Regions from separate parts of the Mus musculus genome. Here region 1 is linked to region 2. A link is a loop called in an ENCODE intact Hi-C map of the cell type or tissue named here. Cell type or tissue: gastrocnemius. All regions are shown on one strand. Each heading gives the region's core, and the rest is flanking DNA. Links, peaks and the distances in the headings are about the cores only. Region 1 overlaps Tmod3 (tropomodulin 3). Region 2 overlaps Tmod2 (tropomodulin 2).

Region 1 (12,267 bases), core at 1,353-9,352, 59 kb before region 2:
TTCGAGGCCAGCCTGGTCTACAAAGTGAGTTCCAGGACAGCCAGGGCTACAAAGAGAAACCCTGTCTAGAAAAAACAAAACAAAACAAAACAAAACAACAACAACAACAAAAACCAACATCTACAGCAATATATTGGCTACACACGCTAGAAAGCAAGAATAACTGAAAAAGCTTCCCATCTCTGAAAATAAAAATGGCTACTTTTGTTTTCAGTTCTGAGATAGAATTTCACTCTGTGGCTCAGGCTGGCCTTGGACCCATAATCCTTTCATTTCAGCCTCCTGAGTGCACAATGCCCAGTTCTTTTGTGGAGAAATTATGAGTTATTTCACAGATTCTGAATCAATATTTAAATGAAGCTGGCTGAGTAATCATTAAAGCACCGGGTACTTAAAGCAGAAAGAATGGCAGTGAGCTCCAAACCAGCCACACAGACACACTACACTACACACACACACACACACACACACTACACACACACACACACACACACACCACACATACACACACACCCGAAATCCTAAAATGTATAAAAATGAAAAAGGCATCCAATTTCTTACTACAAACTGTTAATAGTGACTTGAGGAACAGCAGAGACAATTCTAGATACTCAAGTTCTAATTTAATCGCAGGGAAATGTCTCTATATCCCAAGGGGTGTCCTAAAACTCAACAACTGTTCCTCTGAGGCAAGAACACTGGCTGTGAGGACACAGCTGTGAGGGAGGGAGATGCAAGTAGCACAGGAGTTCAAGGTTACCCTGAGCTTATGAGAGCTCTTATCTCAAAAGAAAGAAAAAACCCCTTATCTCACATCTCTGTCTAAACCTTCCCACCTCTTTATATTATGCTTCTATATGCTTTTCCATTAGATTCCTTGGTTATTTTTTATAATTAAAGATTTACTATTATTATTGATTTTTTTTCTTTGTTTGAGAAAGGTCTCTCTTTGTACCTCTGGCTACCCTGGAACTCACCATGTAGACTAGGCTGACCTTCAACGCACAGAGATGCTCTTGCCTCTGCCTCCTGAGTGCTGAGCCACTTTGAGAACATACCAGGAGCTTCCTTCCTGTCAAGGACTCAGGGATTTTGGAGAAGCTGCATACTTTCCCGTGACCCCTGCCCCTGACACATAGTCCTGACTGAAAGTCTCTAGGGAACAGGCAGCTGTTTTCCACCCCCCACACCTGGCTCTTTGTGCCCTGGAGGATAACTTGACCCTTGCTTACCTCATCTGCTTTCCGCTCTATGGCAGGAGGATGGCCTGGGAAAAGTTGTAGCTCTGCTGCCCTTCCCCCAGTCTCTCCCAGCTGACAGCAAGCCTTGGGGAGTTTTTCCTCTCCACTTTCCTTGTACTCAGTGCCCTCCCCAGCACTAAAGACAGACTCTGTCTCTATTGCTATTATATTATTCACTACATTCAATGCCATAGTTGTGGCTATTTGATTAAAAATTCAGCTATATTTCAAGTGCGCAATAGAAACATCTAGTGTGATGTCTGTGTTAACCAGTACAGCAGATACTAGTCAGTTATGGTTTATTCTGTTGTTTCGGTTCTTATAGCTTAGCTGTGAAGTACCTCAAAAGTTCCTGGACAGAAGTCCTGTCTCCCAGGAGATAGGTAATCCAGTCACTATTAGTGACTGGATCATGAGGGCAGTGACCTAATCCCTAGGTGGATCATGATGCCACATGATGGCACTGGAATGTGGGGTTGGGGGTGGGGTAGAATAAGGAGACTAGTTACAAGCAGGTTACTGAGAGGTCTGGGGAGATACACCCCATTTCTGGCCCCTTCCTGGCTGCCATGTGGCAAACACCTCTGGTCCACAACATGCTCTCACTACGGCGTTCTGCTTCAATCTAGGCTGTCTGTACTGACACTTTCAGGGCAGCGAGCAAATATAAACTTGTAAAGGACAGTCTCACTGTATAGCCCTTGCTGGCTTTGATCTCAGATCCTCCTATGTTCCACGTTCAGGGACTAAAGGTGTGTGCTACCACACCAGCCCTCAATTTTTCCTTTAAAAGGAGCAAAGTTGTTTTTCTCAGGTATTTGTTAAAACGACAGAAAAATCAACACAGTGAGAATAACAGTTTTTGTAACCTCCTATATCTGAATTCAAAGCTAGGGATTTCTGATTTTGACAGTGGGTCAGTCCAGGTGACTTTGTATTAATGAGGCATGTTAACTACATACACACCACAGACCGCCAGTTGAAGTTAGCGCTTTAAGTCCTAGCTCTAGCAGTGAGGACGCATTAATGACGTACACACCGCAGAGCATCTAGTAATTAGACAGCAATTCCTCATTACCAACCATAGGATTGTCTGTACTTAAAACATCTTATGCAACCACCCCCCTCCCCTCAGTTTGCCAAGAAAGAGTTTCTTTGTGTAGCCCTGGATGACTCTGAACTCAGATCTAGAGACCTCTCCCTTTATCTACTTTGGGAGTGCTGGGATTAAAGGTGTAAACCATCATCTAACATTTTTTTAAAATAATTTTTATTAGGTATTTTCCTCATTTACATTTCCAATGTTATTCCAAAAGTCCCCCATATCCTCCCTCCCTCTCCCCACTTCCACTTTTTGGCCCTGGCGTTCCCCTGTACTGGGGCATATAAAGTTTGCAAGTCCAATGGGCCTCTCTTTCCAGTGATGGCCGACTAGGCCATCTTTTGATTCATATGCAGCTAGAGTCAAGAGCTCCGGGGTACTGGTTAGTTCATAATGTTGTTCCACCTATAGGGTTGCAGACCCCTTCAGCTCCTTGGGTACTTTCTCTAGCTCCTCCATTGGGGGCCCTGTGATCCATCTAATAGCTGACTGTGAGCATCCACTTCTGTGTTTGTAGGCCCTGGCATAGTCTCACAAGAGACAGCTATATCTGGGTCCTTTCAGCAAAATCTTGCTAGTGTATGCAATGGTATCAGCGTTTGGAAGCTGATTATGGGATGGATCCCCGGATATGGCAGTCTCTAGATGGTACATCCTTTCGTCACAGCTCCAAACTTTGTCTCTGTAACTCCTTCCATGGGTGTTTTGTTCCCAATTCTAAGAAGGGGCAAAGTGTCCACACTTTGGTCTTCGTTCTCTTGAGTTTAATGTGTTTAGCAAATTGTATCTTATATCTTGGGTATCCTAAGTTTCTGGGCTAATATCCACTTATCAGTGAGTACATATTGTGTGAGTTCCTTTGTGATTGGGTTACCTCACTCAGGATGATGCCCTCCAGGTCCATCCATTTGCCTAGGAATTTCATAAATTCATTCTTTTTAATAGCTGAGTAGTACTCCATTGTGTAAATGTACCACATTTTCTGTATCCGTTCCTCTGTTGAGGGACATCTGGGTTCTTTCCAGCTTCTGGCTATTATAAATAAGGCTGCTATGAACATAGTGGAGCACATCATCTAACTTTTAAGAAAACTCTTAGCTCTAACAATATAGTTGCAGGATACAAAAATCAATATAAGAAAACAGTAGTCTACACACACACACACACACACACACACTGAACTCTTTTTTTTTTTTTTTTAAAGATTTATTTATTTATTATATGTAAGTACACTGTAGCTGTCTTCAGACACACCAGAAGAGGGAGTCAGATCTCGTTACAGATGGTTGTGAGCCACCATGTGGTTGCTGGGATTTGAACTCTGGACCTTCGGAAGAGCAGTCAGGTGCTCTTACCCACTGAGCCATCTCACCAGCCCCCACACTGAACTCTTAAGAGAAAGAAAGTAGGACTGGTGAGTCAGTGAGTCAGTAAGACTGACTGCTCTTCCGAAGGTCCTGAGTTCAAATCCCTGCAACCACATGGTGGCTCACAACTACCTGTAATGAGATCTGACGTCCTCTTCTGGCATATCTGAAGAGAGCTACAGTGTACTTATGTATAATAATAAATAAATCTTTTAAAAAAAGAAGAAAAGAAAGTAGAAAAAATATCCCATTCATATTGAGCTTCTTCCTCTGCTAAAAAGACCTCTACAAAGGGCACTTAAGACACTGGAAAAGGAAGTCAATGACAATAATAGAGATCTTCCCTGCTCTTGGATTGGCAGAATTAATTGTGAAAATGACTTTAATACCAAAATTAATCCACAGATTTAACACAATACAGATTTAATCAAAATTTAGATTCTATTTCACAGCTCTAGAGAACCCAAGAACGCATATAGAATCACAAAAGTCCACAGGTAGCCAAAGCAATTCTAAAGAGCAAGAACAAAAGTGGGGGTATTGCCAAACCTCAAACCACACTACAGGAGCTACAGACTTGGAACCGAGTAGAGGACTGGAATACACCGACAAAGCTGTGGGCGTCTAATCTCTGACGAAGGTGGCCAAAAGAGTAGAGGAGGATGCAGCAGAGGAGGACGCAGCAGAGGAGGACGCAGCAGAGGAGGATGCAGCAGAGGAGGATGCAGCAGAGGAGGACGCAGCAGAGGAGGATGCAGCAGAAGAGGATGCAGCAGAGGAGGATGCAGCAGAGGAGGATGCAGCAGAGGAGGATGCAGCAGAGGAGGATGCAGTAGAGGAGGATAGCCTAGTCAATAAGAAGAGCTGGCAAACCTGGGAGTCTACCTGCAGGGGAACACAATTAGATCCAGTACCTTTCATGCTATGTAAGAACCAATTAGAAATGGAATAAATACCTTAATTTAAAACCTCAAACTGCTAGAGAAAAACATAGGAATATGTTTCAAAACACTGGGGGTATGGTATGGAAGAACAGAACTTCAATAGTATAGGAACCAATCTCAAATATCAATAGGTAGGGTTGCATGAAATTAAAAGCTTTCTGCACAGCATTTAAAACTGACCTAATCCACAAATGGGCTAATGAAATAAACAAGCGATTCTCAGAAGAAAAAAATATAAATGAGTGTTTAACAACCTTAGTCATCAGGAAAAGGCAGATTTAGACTATTTTGTGTGCCTCTCTCCCTTGAGATTTTCAAGGCCAGAATCTATGATCTGGTCATCCCTGTCAACCTGCTGAATAGCAACTTGGTGAACAGCTTTTTAGTCCAAATGGCCCCATTTGAAACAGCATAATTCAAAACATGCTGGTTCAAAGATGAGCTAACTAACTAGAAATAATATTATGTATATGGGTGTTTTGCCTGTGCATATAGGTCTATGTACCACATATTACATGCCTGGTGCTCACCGAGGCCAGAAGAGGGCACCAGAGTTATAGATGCTTGTGAGCTGCCATGTGGGTCCTCCGGAAGAGAAACTGGTGCTCTTAACTACTGAGCCATCTCTCAAGCCCTGAATGAGTTTCCAAACTCTTTAAGCCAGTGCTTCTTCCAATAAATTGGTAGCTTAAAAACGTAATTATTTCTGGTAGAAGACTTCACCCTACAACAGCAACAGCATGCCGGGCTCTCTGGTATAACATCTCAAAATTTAGGGGTTCTGGTGATCAATTTTGTTTGTTTTTCCTATTTTTTTAAGTAATAGAGTAGATTACACATATTTTTTACTATTTCTCTTTATTTTATGTGTATGAGTGTCAGACCACACATTTACACATGTATGTTTGGTGCCGACAGATGCCAGAAGAGGGTGCTGGATGCCTGGAACTGGATTTACAATTGGAACTGGATTTATAGTTGTGAGTCACTGTGTATGTTCCCTGCAAACTAAACCCGTGTCCCAGCAGCAAGTGCTCTTGACCCCTGAGCCACCTCTCTAGCCCTTTAAGTAATTTTTCATTATTATTAAGTATTATTAAGTAATTGTGTCCTAAAATCCTTGCTGGGATTACTATTTCAATGAAAATGGTTCACAGGAGGGCTGGGATGCACAGGCCCCAGGCTTGATCTCCAGTATCTAACAGGGTCCAGGGCATGTGTGGTATAGCAGGCATGACTTCCACTGTGCGCGCGCTTGCCAGGCTCAAGCTTGCCTGCCTTCCCTGCTGTTCATAGCTGGTTCTAAGTGGTGAATGCAGAGTAGACTTGGCAACAAGTGCTGAGAAATTCTGATATTTGAGGTGTATCCCAGAAACTCTGGTTTATTAGTTGGTCTGATGTGTATCTGCATCCCAACAGCCAGCAGGCAAGGTTGAGAATAAAACAAAACAAAACAGAACACAACCATGGATCAAATGCCCTGATTTTGCCATTCTATACTGTGCACATATATAAAGAGGTTTGCTGCATATTGTAAATATATATAGTTCCTATTTTTGTCAATTTAAAGAGAAAAAAAAGAAAAGCTGATGTAGCCTTATGTGGGAGGAAGTGGCCTAAGTTCCAGGTCACCCTCAGGTCTAGCATGAACCAAGTCTGAGGCCAGCCTGGGCTTAAAAAATGAAGCTAGAAAAAAAATGAAAAAGAAAGAAAACCAATCAAACTACCAAATAGCTGCCCATGTCTTGGGAGCTGAAGGAATCTAAAGCATTGTAAAAATCTAGGATGTTTATTTTTATAATCCTCACCCACAGTTCTTGAGGTGTTATTCATCTCTAATTTCCCCCACCCACAAACTTCTACTAATGCTTAATAAGTACAAAACAAACCTTAATAGAAAAAAAAAAAGCCAAAAAACTTCCTGAAGACCTATGGAAATTCTAACACAAAATTCTATCTTTATTTTTTGGAATCAAACTCATTTTATTAATTCTTTGATAAATAAAAAGATGTAGTTACACATTTTTAAAGGCACTAAATATAACAACAATCTTCAGAGGGATAATGATTTTTGATGAATTCACATTTCAAGTTTTATATATAACTTAATGTCTTATTTCTAAATAAATTCAGCTTTAAAAATGAGCTGTTGTAATCATACTAGGACTATGAAAAAGTGGCAGCACACACACTGAATGTTATTGTTAAATAGCTCCTGACCTGGACTTGGTATCTGTCTTGGGTTCTTTTTATGATAATCTCTCCATATGTAGAGTGTTAATAATAAAAAGTAATTACTTCACCCTGTTCTTTTCTGATGAGAGACGGAAAGGGAGTGGATCCAGATAGGCGGGGAGGTGGGAAGGAACTGGAGGAGCGGAGGGAGGGAACTGTAATTAGGGTGTGTTATATGAGAAAAGAATCTATTTTTAATAAGAAGGGTGTGGGGCTGGGGCTTTAGCTCAGCAGGCGCCAGCTTGCCTAACACGTGTGAAGTCAGGAGTTGGATTGTCTGTACCAGAAGAAAAGAGAGGCGAGAAACAAAAGAGACAATTCCTATTCAACAATAAAAAAGGAATTACTTCATGTTTTCTTTAGGAGTACCTTAATACAATAATTGAGATTAATTTTATAAGAAGGTATAAACTAGGTAGGATCTAAACTTGCTCTATGAATACAGATTATGTAGGATCTTTCCAAATTTATTTTTTGACTTGAGTTCTTTTCAAAATCCCAAATGTTCGCTTTATATAAAGTGACATGTTAACTGAGAATTCATATGACGTCTAAGTAAGCCAGAGCAGCCTTACAGAAATCTAAGCAGGCCAAGCTACCTGAGAAGGACCAATACCAGGGAACTCACACTTGACCATTTGAAGATTCAGTGCAAACCTAATGTAATTAAGCCAGCATTGCCGTGTTGAAGAAAAAGATATTTAGAGCAATGGAATAGAATCTTAAGTAAACTCTTGCACTTTGGGCAACTGATTCACCTACAAGAACATAAGAACAATTCAATTGAGAAAGGTCAGTAGACAACTAGACAGTCACATGCAAAATGCCATGAAGTTAGATTCCTCCCTTCCAATCACAAGCATGAATCCAAAACAAATCAAAAGCTGAGAGTAATGGCTCATTAATCATCTGCAATCCCAGAACTTGGAAGACTAAGGCAGGAGAATCCCTAGGAGTTTGGGACCAGCCTGGGCTACAGCATATAACTGTCTTAAAAAAACAAAAAAACCAAAAAAAACCAAACAAAGCAACAATACTATATATAATATTCATTGCAGCATATTTATAACTAAAATTCAGAAACAACCCAAATATTAAAGAACAAAATATAATAGAACATGATTCTATTATTAAAAGGAGTAAGGGGAGGGCTGGGAATGTAGGTCTGCTGTAGAGTGCACACGCTTAGTAAGAGAAGGCAGTCATCAGCTTATATAGTATCAGCCCACTGATGGAAGTGTCCAGAGCCAGCGAGGAAATCAGTGATTGCCTATGGCTATGGAGTAGAACAGGGATGTGGTAGACTGATTGATTACAAATGGATACAGGGTTTCTATGGGGCATGATGAAATTGTTCTAAACTAAAGATTGTGGGGTCGTTGTATGATTCTATGAATATGTTCAACGTTATTGAATCATATACCTTACATAGGGAGATTTTTATGGCACAGGAATTTCCTTTTACTCAATCTTTATTAGCAAAAGATGGTTTTTAAAGATTATTTTACACACTACAGAGGTGTGTGTGTGTTGCACTTATGGTAATGTTTATTTGAATACAAGCTCCTTCAAAGGGCATCAGATGCCATGGAGCTGGAAGGATGAGGTATAGGCAGCTATGAGCTGTGTGCTGGATCATTTACAAGAGTAGTAAACACTTAACTGCTGAGCCACTTTTCTAGCCCCAAATAAAGTTTTGTTTTTTTAAATTAAGGGGATTGGGTAGTGAGATTGCTTAGTTGATAAAAGTGCTTTTCTTAGTAATATTTTAAATTCAGTAACTATGAGACACTGGCTAATTTAATGCCTTTCCTTTATACGGGTTACTTTTGGTTTGTGCCCTAATTGCCTCACCGGGTGAGTGAAATGCTAGGCTTTATCAGACAGATATCAGATAGATATAGGGTGGATGTATCATTGTTTATCCCAAGCCATTCATTAGCAAGTGTATTAGTAACATATATACTGTATAATTCACCTTAATTCTTACATGCTTTTTGAAAGTCGTGATAACTTCTCTATTGAAATTTTGACCTCAGATAAGATGACTTGATATACATATAGGTTTTTAAAAAAGATTTATTTATTATTATACATAAGTACACTTTAGCTGTCTTCAGACGCACAAGAAGAGGGCATCAGATCTCATTACAAGTGGTTATGAGCAACCATGTGGTACTGGGAATTAATTAACTCCTGTTCTCTGGAAGAGCAGCCACTAGCTCCTCACATAACTTTCAATAGATGTATTTTTTTTTAAAGCACAATTCCAACAAAACTTCTACTTACTGTACTTGTCAGTAGACATTATATCTGAGTGACTTTAATTTCCTTATTCAACAAAGTCCAGGATTAGAATTTTAAAACTGATTAAAAAAAAAAAAAGACTAGGTCAGGAAAACTGACCTCTGGGGAAGTATGAAATGGTACAGTCCTACCTGCAAATGAAAGACAAGTGACAATGGGAGTTTAAGCCCCGCTGTGGAGCTTCAGACACCACCAAACCCTACATACTGCCCCTGTAAAGACATCTAACTGTGGGCTTTTTGACTTACTCAAGAGTCAAAATGTTCTACAGAGAAGTCTTATTCTCAACAGGATGTAGGAAGCCTCTTTTAGAACAATGGAGACCCCAAGTTTTCTGGAGAGCTGAGGCAACTGCAAGTGAGGTGAAGAGGACTTCAGAAGCCACCCACTGAAGATATCTGGCTAGTCCCCTCTAGGAAGCAAGCCACCCACTGAAGACATCTGGCTAGTCCCCTCTAGGAAGCAAGCCACCCACTGAAGACATCTGGTTAGTCCCTCTAGGAAACAAGCCACCCACTGAAGACATCTGGCTAGTCCCTCTAGGAAGCAAGCCACCCACTGAAGACATCTGGCTAGTCCCCTCTAGGAAGCAAGCCACCCACTGAAGACATCTGGCTAGTCCCCTCTAGGAAGCAAGCCACCCACTGAAGACATCTGGCTAGTCCCCTCTAGGAAGCAAGCCACCCACTGAAGACATCTGGCTAGTCCCCTCTAGGAAGCAAGCCACCCACTGAAGACATCTGGCTAGTCCCCTCTAGGAAGCAAGCCACCCACTGAAGACATCTGGTTAGTCCCCTCTAGGAAGCAAGCCACCCACTGAAGACATCTGGCTAGTCCCTCTAGGAAGCAAGCCACCCACTGAAGACATCTGGCTAGTCACCTGTAGGAAGCAAGCCACCCACTGAAGACAGCTGGCTAGTCCCCTCTAGGAAGCAAGCCACCCACTGAAGACATCTGGCTGGTCCCTCTACGAAGCAAGCCACCCACTGAAGACACTGGCTAGTCCCCTCTAGGAAGCAAGCCACCCACTGAAGACACTGGCTAGTCCCCTCTAGGAAGCAAGCCACCCACTGAAGACATCTGGCTAGTCCCCTCTAGGAAGCAAGCCACCCACTGAAGACACTGGCTAGTCCCCTCTAGGAAGCAAGCCACCCACTGAAGACATCTGGCTAGTCCCCTCTAGGAAGCAAGCCACCCACTGAAGACATCTGGCTAGTCACCTGTAGGAAGCAAGCCACCCACTGAAGACAGCTGGCTAGTCCCCTCTAGGAAGCAAGCCACCCACTGAAGACATCTGGCTAGTCCCCTCTAGGAAGCAAGCCACCCACTGAAGACATCTGGCTAGTCCCCTCTAGGAAGCAAGCCACCCACTGAAGACATCTGACTAGTCCCTCTAGGAAGTAAGCCACCCACTGAAGACATCTGACTAGTCCCCTCTAGGAAGCGCACAAGGTGGCGCACATGGGATTCCTGGGAAGGAAGCCAAGAATACTACATTCTCAGAGTCGGGGAAAAAAAAACCACACACACACACAACAGAAACAATAAAGTGGAGAGGGCTGGCCCCCAAGGAGAGCGGGGAGAACAGGAGTGTCCCCGAGGGACGGGCTGGCCCATCCCTGGTGAGTCAGCAGTGCAAGCAGAATCCAATGGAACACACTTATCTGTAGCACACAGACTGCAGTCAGGGCACTGGAATAATGGACGTGGAAAAACAGCCCAGATAAGAGTGAAGCATGGCAGGAGCAAATGGGAGGAGGAGTCATAACAGAAAGACATTAAGGAATATTAAAGGCTGGGCATGTCATTTCCCCATGTGACAGAGTCATACAGCGCTGTGCCTTTTTAACTGAGACAGACTACTGATGGTCTGTACAGTATGCCGGGAAATAACCGCCATGGTCAGCACTGTGCATGGTCGTCATTTGAAGAAATGGCTGTGCACCCATATCGGGCAGCTCACAACTGCAACTACATGACCCCCTCTTCTGGCCTCATGGAATCCTTACAGGAGGGTGCACAAAACACACAGATACAAGCACACGCACACACATTTTCAAAAAGAAATCCTCTAATTTAAACAAAACAAAAAACAGCAACAGATTTTATTGCATCACGGGACCTACGCCATGTACATATCATATTCTATATCTTTATATATTTGGTTCTAGTTTTATATACCTTGATTTTATTTCTACAAGTTTTATTATTTTTTTATATTATGTGTATGGGTGTGTGTGTTATGTGCAAGCGAGTGCAGGAACCCTCAGAGGCCAGAAGGAGGCGTTCGAGCCTTTGAAGCTGGAACCTCAGACAGCTGTGAGCTGTACAATATGAGTACTGGGAACTGAATCCAGGTCCTCTGGAACAGCAGCAAGTGGTCTTAACCACTCTCTCTCCAGCCTTCACTGTAACTTCTATAGTATACCCTGCATATAAGCTAAGCCGTCTTGGAGAATCGTCTAGCTAGTTGTACTTTACAGCAAAAGTCTGCTACTCGTCCTTAGGTCCCCGTTTCTGCTTTCAGGTAGCTCATGCCCTACTTCTAAGTTATTTGTGTGAGACACTACTTCTTCTTTTTTCGAGACAGAGTTTCTCTGTGTAGCCCCGGCTGTCCTGGAACTCACTTTGTAGACCAGGCTGGCCTCAAACTCAGAAATCCGCCTGCCTCCCGAGTGCTGGGATTAAAGGCGTGCGCCACCACGACTGCCCGGCTTAGACACTACTTCTTGAGCTGTATCGTTAGCTAGTAAACTCTTTCATTCTGGGAAGTGCAGTTCAACCTAAGCCAAGCCCTCACTTCATGGGTTCTTTGTTCTTGTTTATTGATTAAGGAAGATAAAACAGGGTACTCAAATGTAAGAGAATGAGTGAATTAGATACTATGATATCAACGTGTTAGGACTAGAAAATTTCCTGAAACTCATGATAAGAAACATTAGCACACAAAAACTATGTATCTTGAGGGGGACAATGAGAAAGCACGAATAATTTTATAAATTATTATTTATTTAATAGTTAAATAAAATTATTTATTTTAAGAGTTTAAGAGTTTAGTGTTAGGAAAGAGC
Region 2 (12,267 bases), core at 1,758-9,757:
TTGTCTCCATCCTTTTCCAAAGCCTCTTGCTGGGTCATGGGTCTAAGCCTCTTGCTGGGTCATGGGTCTAAGCCTCTTGCTGGGTCATGGGTCTAAGCCTCTTGCTGGGTCATGGGTCTTACTCTCCATACTCAGTGAGTAAGTACAGCTCTATGTCCTGCCAGTGTCTCTTCCTTGTCTAAGGTCTGGCCCACTGTTCCAAAACCTCAAACAAGGGACTCAAGCTTGTTGTTGCCTGACTGTCAAGTGGACTTGCCCAGTCCCAGATGTCCCTTTGCAGTGCCACTCCAGGTAGCTGAGATGTCTCCAGACCAAGCCTTCTCATTCTGTCCCATCGTTCTACACTGTGACTAACCTCCTTTTCACTGTGATGTGCCCCATCTCATCTTAACAGAAGAAACAGTATGGATCCTCAACAAAGTGTAACAGCACAGGAAGGTAAAGAGTGGCCTGGCTGAAAATCTCTGTGAGACTTTAATCTGTGTCATGTAGCTCTGTCAGTACAGTTGACACAAAGTACAGAAGTATTCATGTCCCCACAGTTAAGCCTGAGTATTGAAGAAAGCATCATCAGAACCCAACCATAAGGAACCAGAGATTGCTATGCCCTTGTCTAACAGAGAGAGTATCATCGATGTGGAAGGAGGAGAGGGGAGGCCAAGGCATGGAAATCAAGCAGAGCTAAGCTTGATTAGAGCTCTCCTAAAAACACTGCATTGAAGCCTTGAAGATCAGAGGGTTGCCATGACTACCTAGTAGTGCCACCGAGCCCAGTGGTGTGGTATCTGAGACACTGCCTCTGAAGTGGGAAGATGAATTGTCCTACTTGTCACCAGCACAGATCACATCTGCCTTACCCAGGTCATTATTTTTTGTGATGGCAGCTGCCACTCTTGTCCGTGGCCCTTGCTTGGTAAACTGGTACCCAAACTTGAGGATCCTTGAGTTCTCCTCCAGCATCTGGGCGATCTCCATCTCCACAGCTGTTCCCAACTGCTGCCTCTGGTTGTGGGCGCGTACACATATACATGGGATAAACAGGAAGGGAAAGAAAAAAGTTACTTACAGGGGAAAACTACATGGCTACGTCCCAAAAGAGAGAGAGAGGGGGGGAGGGAGGGAGGGAGGGAGGGAGGGAGAGAGAGACAGAGAGAGACAGAGGCAGACAGAGACACAGAGAGAGTGCATATGTTCTATGGGCCAGAAACTGTTAGGAAAGCCAGGAGATCCCATCAAATCCACAGAGAGCTTTGAGCTTTGGCCCACTCCCTATGGGGACTCCCCTAAGATAGAAGCCAGCTTTGCTCCACCCATCTGTACCTGGTTGTCAATCTTGATCTCCGTCAAGGTGTCATTCTCCCGCAGCGCTTCCACCAGGGCCAGGATTCCAGTGCCAGTGATAAAATTGGACTCTACGTTTAGACTTTTCAAGGTCTTGTTGACTTTCAGCATCTCTGCAAAGGCCTTAGTGTACGAAAACAGTCATCAGGGTTTCTAAACGTGAACATCTCTCTCCCAAATGAAAGAAATAGATTGCTGGATAGCATTTAAAGGAAACATTTATTAAGTCATATTTTTATTTCTAAGTAAAATTAAAATCTTGAACTATAAAAACTAAAATAGTGCCAGGCAGTGGTAGCACATGCCTATAATCTCAGCACTCAGGAGACAAAGGCAGGCAGATCTCTGAGTAGTCCACCCTGGTCTACAGAGTGAGTTCCAGGACAGCCAGGGCTACACAGAGAAACCCTACCTCAAACAAAACAAAACAAAACAAAACAAAACAAAACAAAACCAACCAACCAACCAAAGACCCCAAAACAAAACAAAAACAATCAACCAAACCAAACCAAACATAAAATTAAAATAGCTTAGTAGAAGCTGGAGAGAGAGAATGACTGACTCTCAGCAGCTATGAGTGACTGACTCTCAGCAGTTATGAGTGACTGACTCTCAGCAGTTATGAGTGACTGACTCTCAGCAGTTTTGAGTGCTGGCTGCTCTCCTGGAGGACCTGGGTTTAATTCCCAGCATCCACGTGGTGTATGTGGCTGTATGTTTTTTCTTTTTAAAAATTTTTTTAATGTGTGTATTTTTTGCCTACATATATATCTGTGCACCATGTGTGTGACTGAGCCAGCAGCCACCAGAAAAAGGTGTGGGATCATCTGGAACTGGAGTTATAGACAGTTGTGAGCACTATGTAGTTGCTGGGAACAAAAACTCAGGAAGAACGGTCAGTTCTCTTAAACATTGAGCTCTCTCTCTAGCCCCTCTCTCTCTTTCTGTGTGTGTGTGTGTGTGTGTGTGTGTGTGTGTGTGTGTGTGTGTGAGAGAGAGAGAGAGAGAGAGAGAGAGAGAGAGAGAGAGAGAACAAGAGAGAGAGAAGACAGACTCTGAGGTGTCCCAGGTTGTCCTTGAACTTGCTGTGTCACTGAGGCTGGCCATAAAGTGTTGATCTTCCTGTTTGTACTCCTCAAGAGTTGAGACTAGGTAGTCCCTAAAAGAACACATTTTAATAATGGTTTAAAGGTGTCTCAGTATGAACACATTTTTAAAATATTCATATAATTGAGGCTGGACGGATGGTCCAGTGGTTCAGAGCACTTGCTGTTCAATCAGGAAAACAAGTGTCCAGACCTCAGCATCGAGAGGCTCACAGACAAGTCTAGCTCCACGGGATCTAACACCCTCTTCTGGCCTCCACGAGCACCCCACACTTATTATACATACACTCACTTAGAACCATACACCTAGATGCACACACATATATAGATAACATTTACACACACACACACACACACACACACACACACACACACACACACACACACAGAGTATATTTTGGCTCTGCCCAGATGAACATGAACAGGCTCTTTAAGGTACTGAGGCCTGGCCCTTTTGCTCCTCAAGTGCATGAATAGTTGAGATTGGCAGCCACTTTAATTAAAGTCATAAAGACAATAAGTGGGAGAATGAAAAACAAATTGCTAATACTGATTGCTTCTAGGGAGTAGCCCTAAACGATCTTAATTTATCTTCATGGCAGTTAAGACAGGAAGAAGGAAGAGAAGGAATTCCACAGGAGACAGGCAGGTTTCTCAACCTCTGCATGGCTAAGATCTGGGCCTGGTGACTTCTTTGCCGTGGGTGTCCTATGAGCAGCCTCTCAGAATTCTGAGACCTTACAAATACCAGTAGCATACGTCCTCATCATAGCTCCAAACACCTCCAGCCACTGCCAGGGAGCCCTGGGAGGAAAAGCACTCCTGAGCTGAGAGTCACTGGGACAGAATGGACATCCTGTGTGTTGACAGGTGTTAGAGCCGAACGCACAGGGACATAGGCTGATGGAATGGCACACGATGCAACTCAAGGTACATTTATTCAATAGTTGTTCTTCATTGCTGTCTGTTAGTTTTGAGGCAAAGATTCTCTGTGTAGCCCTGGCTATGCTGGAACTATCTGTAGACTAGGCTGGCCTTGAACTCAGATATTCCCCTGCCTCTGTTTCCCAAGTGATGGGATTAGAGACATAGGCCACCATGCTCCGTTTAACACTTGATCTTAAAATTAAATGCACCCATGTTAATCAGAGCATGGGATGGGAGTGCAGCAAGCCTTTCCTCATTGGACACACCAAGCTTTGGCCTTAACTTTCCGTCCCAGAATAAAGAAACTTCAGAGCAATTAGTTCTTTATAAAAACTTGCACAACCTCCTGGCAGGCAGGCAAGATCGTGCCGCTTTATCTTAAACTTCAGAAAAGAAAACACTTTTTCTCAAATGGGACGAAATGGAGCCCATGCAGCCAAACACAACTTGGAGTTATTCACTCTGGTTCACTTCGGTTCAGCAAATATCTGAGCATCTATTCCATGTGCTGGGATAGTAGTGTCAGAAAAACACAGAGGTGGTTCCCTCCATGCTATAGAAATGATTAGAGTAGAAATACATGTCTCAAGATTTGCTTTCTGCACTCTATGGGATTATATAAAACTGTAATTTCCTGGGGCTAGAAAGATGGCTCAGCAGTTCAGAGTACATGCTGATATTGGAGAAGAGCCAAGTTCAACTCCCAGCACCCACCTCAGGCGGCTCACAACCACCTGCAACTCCAGCTCCAGGAGTCCACATACCCTCTTCTGGGCTTCAAGGATGCTGAACTAACTCTCTCTCTCTCTCTCTCTCTCTCTCTCTCTCTCTCTCTCTCTCACACACACACACACACACTTAATTAAAAATTAAAATAATTCTTTTAAATCTAATAAACAGAACCCAACATACATGGTAGTCACAAGAAATGTAGCTACTAAGCCTTAGTAAACCAGCTAGTGGGTTGGAGAGATGGTTCAGTGGTTAAGAGCACTGACTGCTCTTCTAGAGGTCCTGAGTTCAATTCCCAGCAACCACATGGTGGCTCCCAACCATCTGTAATGAAATCCGATGCCCTCTTCTGGTGTGTCTGAAGACAGAGACAGTGTACTCATGAACATAAAATAAATAAGTAATTCTTAAAAAAAAAGGAAGAAAACCAGTAGTAGTTTGAACTGATGAGCTATAAATATAAAACACCCCACAGGTTTCAAAGATGGAATATGAATAAAAGAATGTAGAATACCTCATTACAGTTCTAAGTTATATCTACACGCCCAGACATATCTCTATATACTTTTATTTTTTAGACTTTATTTTTATTTTATGCATATGGGTGTTTTGTCTGAAGGTATGTCTGTGCTTCATGTATGTGACCTCATACAAGGATGAGGTGCCAAGGATGCTGGAAGAGAGCATTAGATTCCCTGGAGCCTGAGTTATAAGCAACTGCGAGTTGTCTGAAGTGGATACTTTGTATCATCTCAGGTCCTCTGGAAAAGCTGCAAGCACTCTTAACCGCTAAGCCTTCTCTCCAGCCCAAGACTGTTACTTTAAATCGAACCACTGTGTCAGGACCTTTGTTTTTCTAGTTTGATTTGAGAGCCAGCGGCTGGTGTTGTAAACTCTCAGGTTGATTCCCGGAGACCCTATCAACAACAGCAGGGCTGTGTGTGTAAATTTAGTGTAATGGAACTAGAACGACCTGGTGGTGATTCTTGGCTCTGTCATTACTTGCCACGCCTGGGATAATCTAACCTCTTACGTTATTGCAGGAACTAACAACAGCACGTATTTGGAGCACTAAGGGATGACTGGGTGAGGTAAGCTTTCAAAGCTTAGCGCTCAGAACTGTAGTCACCGAGTCCCTAGAAGAGTGGCTTAAAATAAGCAAAGCAGACAAGAGGAAGCGGTGATGGCTACGGTGGGGACAGTATTTACTTAGGCTAAGTAGCTTTCTTGTTTGGCTAGATTACCCCAAATGCATAAAAGGACAAAGGTTTGGTTATTACTTTTATTTCCATACTCGCATTAACTGAATGTCAAATGGAATGTTTCACTATTTTTGGTTGTTTACAGTATGCTTGGCTTATTAATGCACATACAGATTAAGACAAAACACACTCTGACGTTTTTATATGTGCCAAGTTCAAGCAAGTTTGGGGGAGGCATCATAATATCTAATGACGGTTACAGAAAGTTACTGTAGGAGGGAAAGTTGCAGAATCGTTTTTCTCAACACAGAACAAACTCTAAATATTTATTTAGTTAAATGCCAAGACGCCTGTCTTGTTTGGAAAGCACAGCGCTGTCAAGAATCCACTTAAACCAATGCGTCTGTAGTGTAGGTTCTTAGCCTGTGCCTCAGGACCGTAAATTTGTTAGATTAAGTTGACCAGATCTAAGACTTTCAATTGATAAAATAAATTATCGAGGAATGGTGATTTCATGCCTGAAATTTTAGCACTAGGCAAGCTGAGGCAAGAGGATTACTGGGAATTCAAGATTAGTCCAAGATCCATGGTGGGTTCAAAATGCAGGCTACACAGCAAGACTCCTATCTCAAAACAACAGAAAGCTAATCTTAAACAATAAGAAAAAAAAACTAAAAATAAAGAGTTGCCAGGGAATTAAATGACGTCATATTGTGTTTCAAGTCTCACTTACAAGGGCCACAGGGTCATTGCTGCGGGTTGCAGCCAGGCTGAACTTCTTCACATGGGTGTTGGTCTCCAGAGACTTTGCAAATTCCTTCAGGGTTGGAATTGGAATGTTCTAAGCACAGAAAACAGGGTTAGTTAGAAACCATTCACACTGCGCTCCCACTCACCCTCAGTTGTTTTCAGTTTTGATTGGACCCAAGGTCTCAATGTCCTAAGCATGCGCTCTGCTACTGAGCTCCACCATCAGCAAGCCCCCTGCAACTTTTGACTATAACCTGTATTTAGATGGCTGATTACACATCTTTAAAAAAAATTTTTTTTAAGTCCATGTGTGATAACTAAGCTATTCTGAGAGAACAGCGCCTCCTAGTGCCCAATAAGGGAATGTAACTCAAAAGATTTTCCTTTTCCCCCCTTCTGCCCTATATCCTAGGGCAGGCTAACAATCATCGTCTCTCACACACATACCCTTCAGATATGCTTTTCTCCTTGGTCTGAAAACACCTGTTGTCGTCTTCTCCACCTCTGAAGAGCCGCCTGAATGATTTCCTCTTTGGTTTATGAGTTCTCCTAGGCAGCTTCACATTTTTCCTTTCCTACAATTCCATCACCACTCGGGGCTAACCACCTATGCTGCCAACATGTGGTCAGTGTTTGTCTCTTACTATAACATCCTCAGTGAACACTGGATGGATCTTAACTGGGTCTCCTGGAACCCAGGCCGGCTTCAATCTGGCCTCAATTTCACCAGGTTGTCAAAGCTCTCCTGAACTCACGGTGATTCCCTGCTTCCACCTCTACAAAGCGAGGTCTCTTGCACACAGCCACATGGAAGTGCCATGCTGGGAGCGGATCCTTTGGACTCAAGGTATGAGCTAATACATGTGTTTGTATTCTTTTCTTTTTATGTTTAGATTTGTTAATTGTATTTTATGAGTGTCTTCCATGCTTGGGTATATATGTGGGCTCTTTCTTACAAATCACATACACAAATCACCTGTCACTGTAGATGTAAGCAGCAAGCAGCAAAGGACAGCACTGGGCATGAGCCTGGCTGCATGATGGCTAAGCTGATCGACCACAGCAACTAAATCTCAACTCTCACTGACGAGCAAGTGAGATCATGAAATTCCAGTAGCCAATGACGTAACACATAATGCACATTCTATAAACATAATATAATCGGGGCTGGAGAGATGGCTCATCAGTGAACAGTACTTTGCTACTCTTGCAGAGGACCTGAATTCAGTTCCTAGCATCCAAGCTGATTAGCTCACAACTGCCTGTAATTCCAGCTCCAGGATCCACTATCGTCCTTGACCTCCCCAGGCAACTTCACTCATGCGCATGTACTCACATAGGACACCTATACACATAGTTAGAAACAGGAGGGATCAGGTCGGGGTGAGGGATGGAGAGAAAGAGTAAGGGGAGAGATAACTGGAACTGGGGGCAATGTGGAAATTGGAAACAGTGGAAACTGTTACAGTGGAAACTTCCTAGAACCTATGAGGGTGACTGTGATGGCTTGTATATGCTTGGCTCAGGGAGTGGCACTATTAGACCGTGTGGCCCTGTTGGAGTAGGTGTGGCCTTGTTGGAGAGGGTGTGGCCTTGCTGGAGTAGGTGTGTCACTGGGAATGGGCTTTAAGACCCTCATCTTAGCTGCCTGGAAGTCAGTATTCTGTTAGCAGCCTTCAGGTGAAGATGTAGAATTCTCAGCTCCTCCTGCACCATGCCTGCCTGGATGCTGCAATGCTCCCCCCTTGATGATAATGGACTGAACCTCTGAACCTGTAAGCCAGCCCCAACTAAATGTGTTTTTCTAAGAGTTGCCTTGGTCATGGTGTCTGTTCACAGCAGTAAACCCCTAACTAAGATAGTGACCCTAGCAAGGACTCACAGTAATGGAGGATACAGAGCCTGAACCAGCCATCTGTAACTAGGCAAGGCTTGCAGTGGTGAGACTGGGACACCAATTCAGCCACAAACCTTTGACCTGTTATAACCTGTCCTGCCTGAAAGATGTGCTGGGGCAATGGTGGCTCAGAGCTTGTGGGAGTGGCCAACTAATGGCTGGTCTAACTTGAGGCCCACACCAGGCGAGGGAGCCGTGCCCAAAACTGCCTAGATAGCCACAAACTGGAAGCTGGATGGCCCAGATCTAGGGTAGAACCAAACATGACTGGCAAGAAAAAAAAAAAAAACAAGCCAGTGAAATGATTTCTAATGATATTCTGTTGTACTCACAGATCACAGCCCAACCTTTATCAGAGAGACAAGAGGCTTTCTCTGGCAGCTGATGGGGGCAGATGCAGAGACAGGGACCCACAGCCAAACATTAAGCAGAGCTTGGGAGACCCCACAGAGGAAAGACTGTAGGAGCCACGGCACCAGGAGAACACGGCCTACAGAATCAACTAAGCAGGGCTGCATGAGAATCTGCGTCAGGCCCTCTGCATATATGCTGTGGTTGTTTAGCTTGAGATTTTTGTGAGATTCCTAACAGTTGGGGGGGGGGTGTCTCTCTGGCTCTTTTTGCCTGCTTGCTGGACCCTTTCCCTCCTCCTGGGTTGCCTCATCCAGCCTTGACATGAGCACTGTGCCTCGTTTTGGTGTGCATCTTGTTATGTCGGGTTCACTTGATAACCCTGGAGGAGCACTCTTTTCTGAAGGGAAATGGAGAGGCAGTAGAGCTGGGAGGGGCAAAGGGAAGGGAGCCTGCAGTCAGGATGTACTGTTCCAGAGAAGAATAAATAAAAAGAAAGAAGAAACAACTCATTAGAGATAGTATTAAATGCTAGGGATGTGCTCAATAGGAACCAACAAAACAAACCTATACCTAATCTTTAGGAGGTAGAGGCTGGAGGATGGAGAGTTTGAAATCAGCCCTGTTGACATATTGAGTCTGAAGAGTTTAAAAGCCAATCTTGGCAACACAGTGAAACCTTGTCTCAAATTAGCCAACCAAGTCATCAGCCAGCCAACTGAAGAGAATGAATAAAGGGGGCCCCAGGCAATCCATATGTGCTCACGCTCCTCTTGTCTGCTTCTCTTCCTTCAACAGCTCCATGTCAGAAGGTGGTCCATGAGCAAAGCTGTGCAAGATTTGTGAGACCCTGGGAGAAAGCTCCAAGTAAACAAGACAAGAGTCTTGCAATCTCTGGTCCTTCATAGCATGGATTGTTCTTTCAATGTGTTTTCGTGCCTCTTCCAGGTGTACTGGTTAGGGGTGAGTCTAATTCACATTATTCATTACGACTGGCTATTGTTATTTATGTGGTAGGCTTCTATGGAAACAAATGTGTCTTGCCACATGCTTCTTGTCCTTGTGACTTTATACTTCACTCAGGTGACTCTTCTTAACCCTCAGAGTATAAACTGTTGGATGCTCCGAATAAAGTTGCCTACTGTGTGAGACTTCAGTCTACCTTATTTTAGGCTCCCACTGCTAACTAGAGTGGCAACAGCAAGACTTATCATTAAAAAGAACAAAGTGGGAATGACAGTCTTGACTTCAGACACCAGGTCATGGGAAATACTGTGTGTGTTGTTGAGGGGCACATGTAGTATGGGTACCCTGAGAGGCCAGAAGTGTTGGATCCCCTGGATCTGGATCTGGTTGTGAGGTACTTGATATGGGTGCAGGGAACTGAACTTGGGTACTTTGCAAGAAAAGCAATTACTTCTAACCACTGAACCTTTGCCTTCTTGACTGTTTTCACTCTGGGGTCACTATCTTTGGGAAAAGCCAGATATAGTTGTGTGAGAACACTCAAACAGCCCTGAAGAGTGACCCATGTGGTGGGAAAGTGAGGTCTCTTGCCCACAGATGCATGGGGCTGCCATCTTTGGATACCTTAGCCTTGATTGGCAGTTTCTCACTTGAGAGCCTGTGCCAACTACCCTTCTAAGTTACTCTGACATTCTGACACTTGAAACTGTGTGAGGGGGCTGGGGATACAGCTAGGAGGTAGAGTGCTGTAACACACACACACACACACACACAGAAGGAAAGTTGATGTGGTTATTCACCATCAGGTATAATTCGATTTGTTTGGCCTGAGTTCTATGAATTGTTTCAAAAAGTTCTAGAAATCACGCTTCTTATAGACCCATTTCTTTTGACTGGATTAGTCTGTCTGAAATCAGTGACTTGAAAGGACCACAGGCCACTGTAAAAGCAGTCAGTCAGTGATGTCCAGCTCTGGAAGGGACAAACCTTAATGTTGTTGAGGTTGACCTCCTGCAGGCTGGGGTCGTTGGCCTTCATCTGCTGCAGGCTTGCCTCCACATTTGTGGGGTTCGGTGGCTCCTCAAATACTGGCTTGGCCTTTTCACCTTTCACGACATCTAAAACACAAGTTTTAGTTTATAAAAGAAAGTGCAAGAGGTCTTCTATCAAATTAGAGACAGCTTCCCCGGAAAGTATCATTCTTTCATGTAGAGTCCAACACTGGTTCCAATATGAACCACAGTGAGTTTATTCGCACTGAGCAGTGGTGCCGCTCTGAGTCAGTCTGGAAGGCAGATGCTTTTCAGCCACTATGAGGCATCTCATCCACTGGCAGTTACTGTTGTACCAGTTGGACTTTCCCACACTATCAGCACCAAACCATAGGCTCTGTGATGCAAAGATGGCCACCACGATGAGCCTCTTCATTTTCCAAATCCTTTTAAAAAATGTTGTGTGATGCTAAGACTTGAACCCAGGCCCTGCTCAAAGCATTTGTTCTAGTACTGATCTATGCTTCTCTCCCCAGTTCCCCAAAATCAATACCGCTCTGGCTTCCTGATCGTGGCCCTCCTCCAATTTCCATTTTGCATCTCTAGCTTTGATAAAGGTATGGAAAGACCAAGGAATGGAAAAGAAGAATGAAAGGCACCTTAGAAACAATTACTGGGGGGCTGGAACATGGCTCAGCAGTTAAGAACACTTGCTATATTTTGTAGAGACCCTCGTGGTATCTTAACAAACATTAGTAAGTCCAGTTCCAGGGATCTGAAACTCTCTTCTGGTTTCCTTGGGCACTGGATATGCACGTGGTAAACATATATACATGTGAAAAAAACTCCATTTCCATACATATACATAAATAAACAAGTAAATAAATACATAACTTAAGCTAGATATAGCAGTATATGCCTGCACTACCAGGATCTAGGAGACCGAGCCAGGAGGATCATGAGTTTGAGGCCAACCTGGGCTACACAATGAATTCCAGGCCTGTCTCAAAACAAACAAAACCCAAATAGCAACAATAAAACTACACACACTAACTTACCAGAAAATATATGGAGTGCATGCAACATACAAAGGATTAATATTCTAATGTACAGAGAGCCCTTACACATCAGCAATACACTTAAAATCTCAGCACTCAAGAAGCTGAGAGAGGAGGATTCTGGGAGACAGGAGTTTGAGGCCATCCTAAGCTAAGTAGCAAGCCCTTTTCTTAACAACTAACCATGTAAATAGGAAGCTACAGAGATGGAGTAGTATCTCTGAAGTCTCCATGAGAATAATAAATGGTTTATCCAGAAGCCAGGATCTGTGTCCACTGAGATCTCACAGTGCAAACAAAGACCAACTGATTACTCTGAATAAGTTCCTTTGGAAAAGATCTTTCTACATATACCCAGAACATTCCTGACATCCAGGAGGTATTTAGCGAATGCTTGATGAAGCCTCATTGCAGGAGGCTGCAGCCTGTCCATGCCATGCTTTCTGGGGGAACTAGGTAAGCAGAGTCCAATGACCAGCGTCCATAATCAAGACAAAAAAGACACTGGGGTACAAAAGAGAATGGAGCCAAGCTTCCCTCATTGATAAAATATCCTTTGGAACAGAAAACTTTATTTGCATTTTGAGCTGACTGTGCAAACTTATCAGGAATACTTTTTTTTTCCCCACTAGAAGACGTGCCACGAATGTGTGTTCTGTAGCTCTGCGTGCCCTGAGTAACCACACTAGGTGAAGCCGATACTAGGCACTGAGCCTGGTGGAACATGCACCAGGCCGGCTCTGGCACTTCCCATGCTCCCAGAGCCCTCGTCAACTTACTCCTCACAGGCCCCTTGCGACCTTCGCCGTTGGTCGTCTCTTCATCAAACTTCGGATTGTTGAGCAAATTGTGGACTCCGAGGACAGCTGAAAGACACCACAGGTAACAATAACCAGCAGGAAGTTTTGAAGTATTAGGATGGCTGCAAATAGTAGAACAATTCTT

Evidence for each region. Peaks named below come from ENCODE experiments on the same cell type or tissue, not always from the same donor. Only the 100,000 strongest peaks of a DNase experiment are listed, where the experiment ranks them.
Region 1: it touches region 2 in a loop (10-fold over the local background); 28 of 42 quality-filtered maps call a loop at or near these places.

What each region holds. Positions count from the first base shown.
Region 1 is chr9:75,516,784-75,529,050 of GRCm38, forward strand. The region is part of intron 3 of Tmod3 (tropomodulin 3); the gene reads right to left. Among named protein-coding and RNA genes, the nearest start is that of Tmod3, 37 kb to the right of the region's middle. In gastrocnemius, for the core only: a CTCF peak has its summit at 5,183 (motif pointing right); a DNase peak (open chromatin) is centred at 5,203; H3K27ac peaks cover 2,996 bases.
Region 2 is chr9:75,575,789-75,588,055 of GRCm38, forward strand. It overlaps Tmod2 (tropomodulin 2), which reads right to left. Exons shown (of 10, transcript NM_016711.3): 5 at 12,102-12,188; 6 at 10,260-10,390; 7 at 6,042-6,149; 8 at 1,321-1,464; 9 at 858-1,002. Among named protein-coding and RNA genes, the nearest start is that of Tmod3, 22 kb to the left of the region's middle. In gastrocnemius, for the core only: a CTCF peak has its summit at 6,414 (motif pointing left); no DNase peak of the experiment used is centred there; H3K27ac peaks cover 732 bases.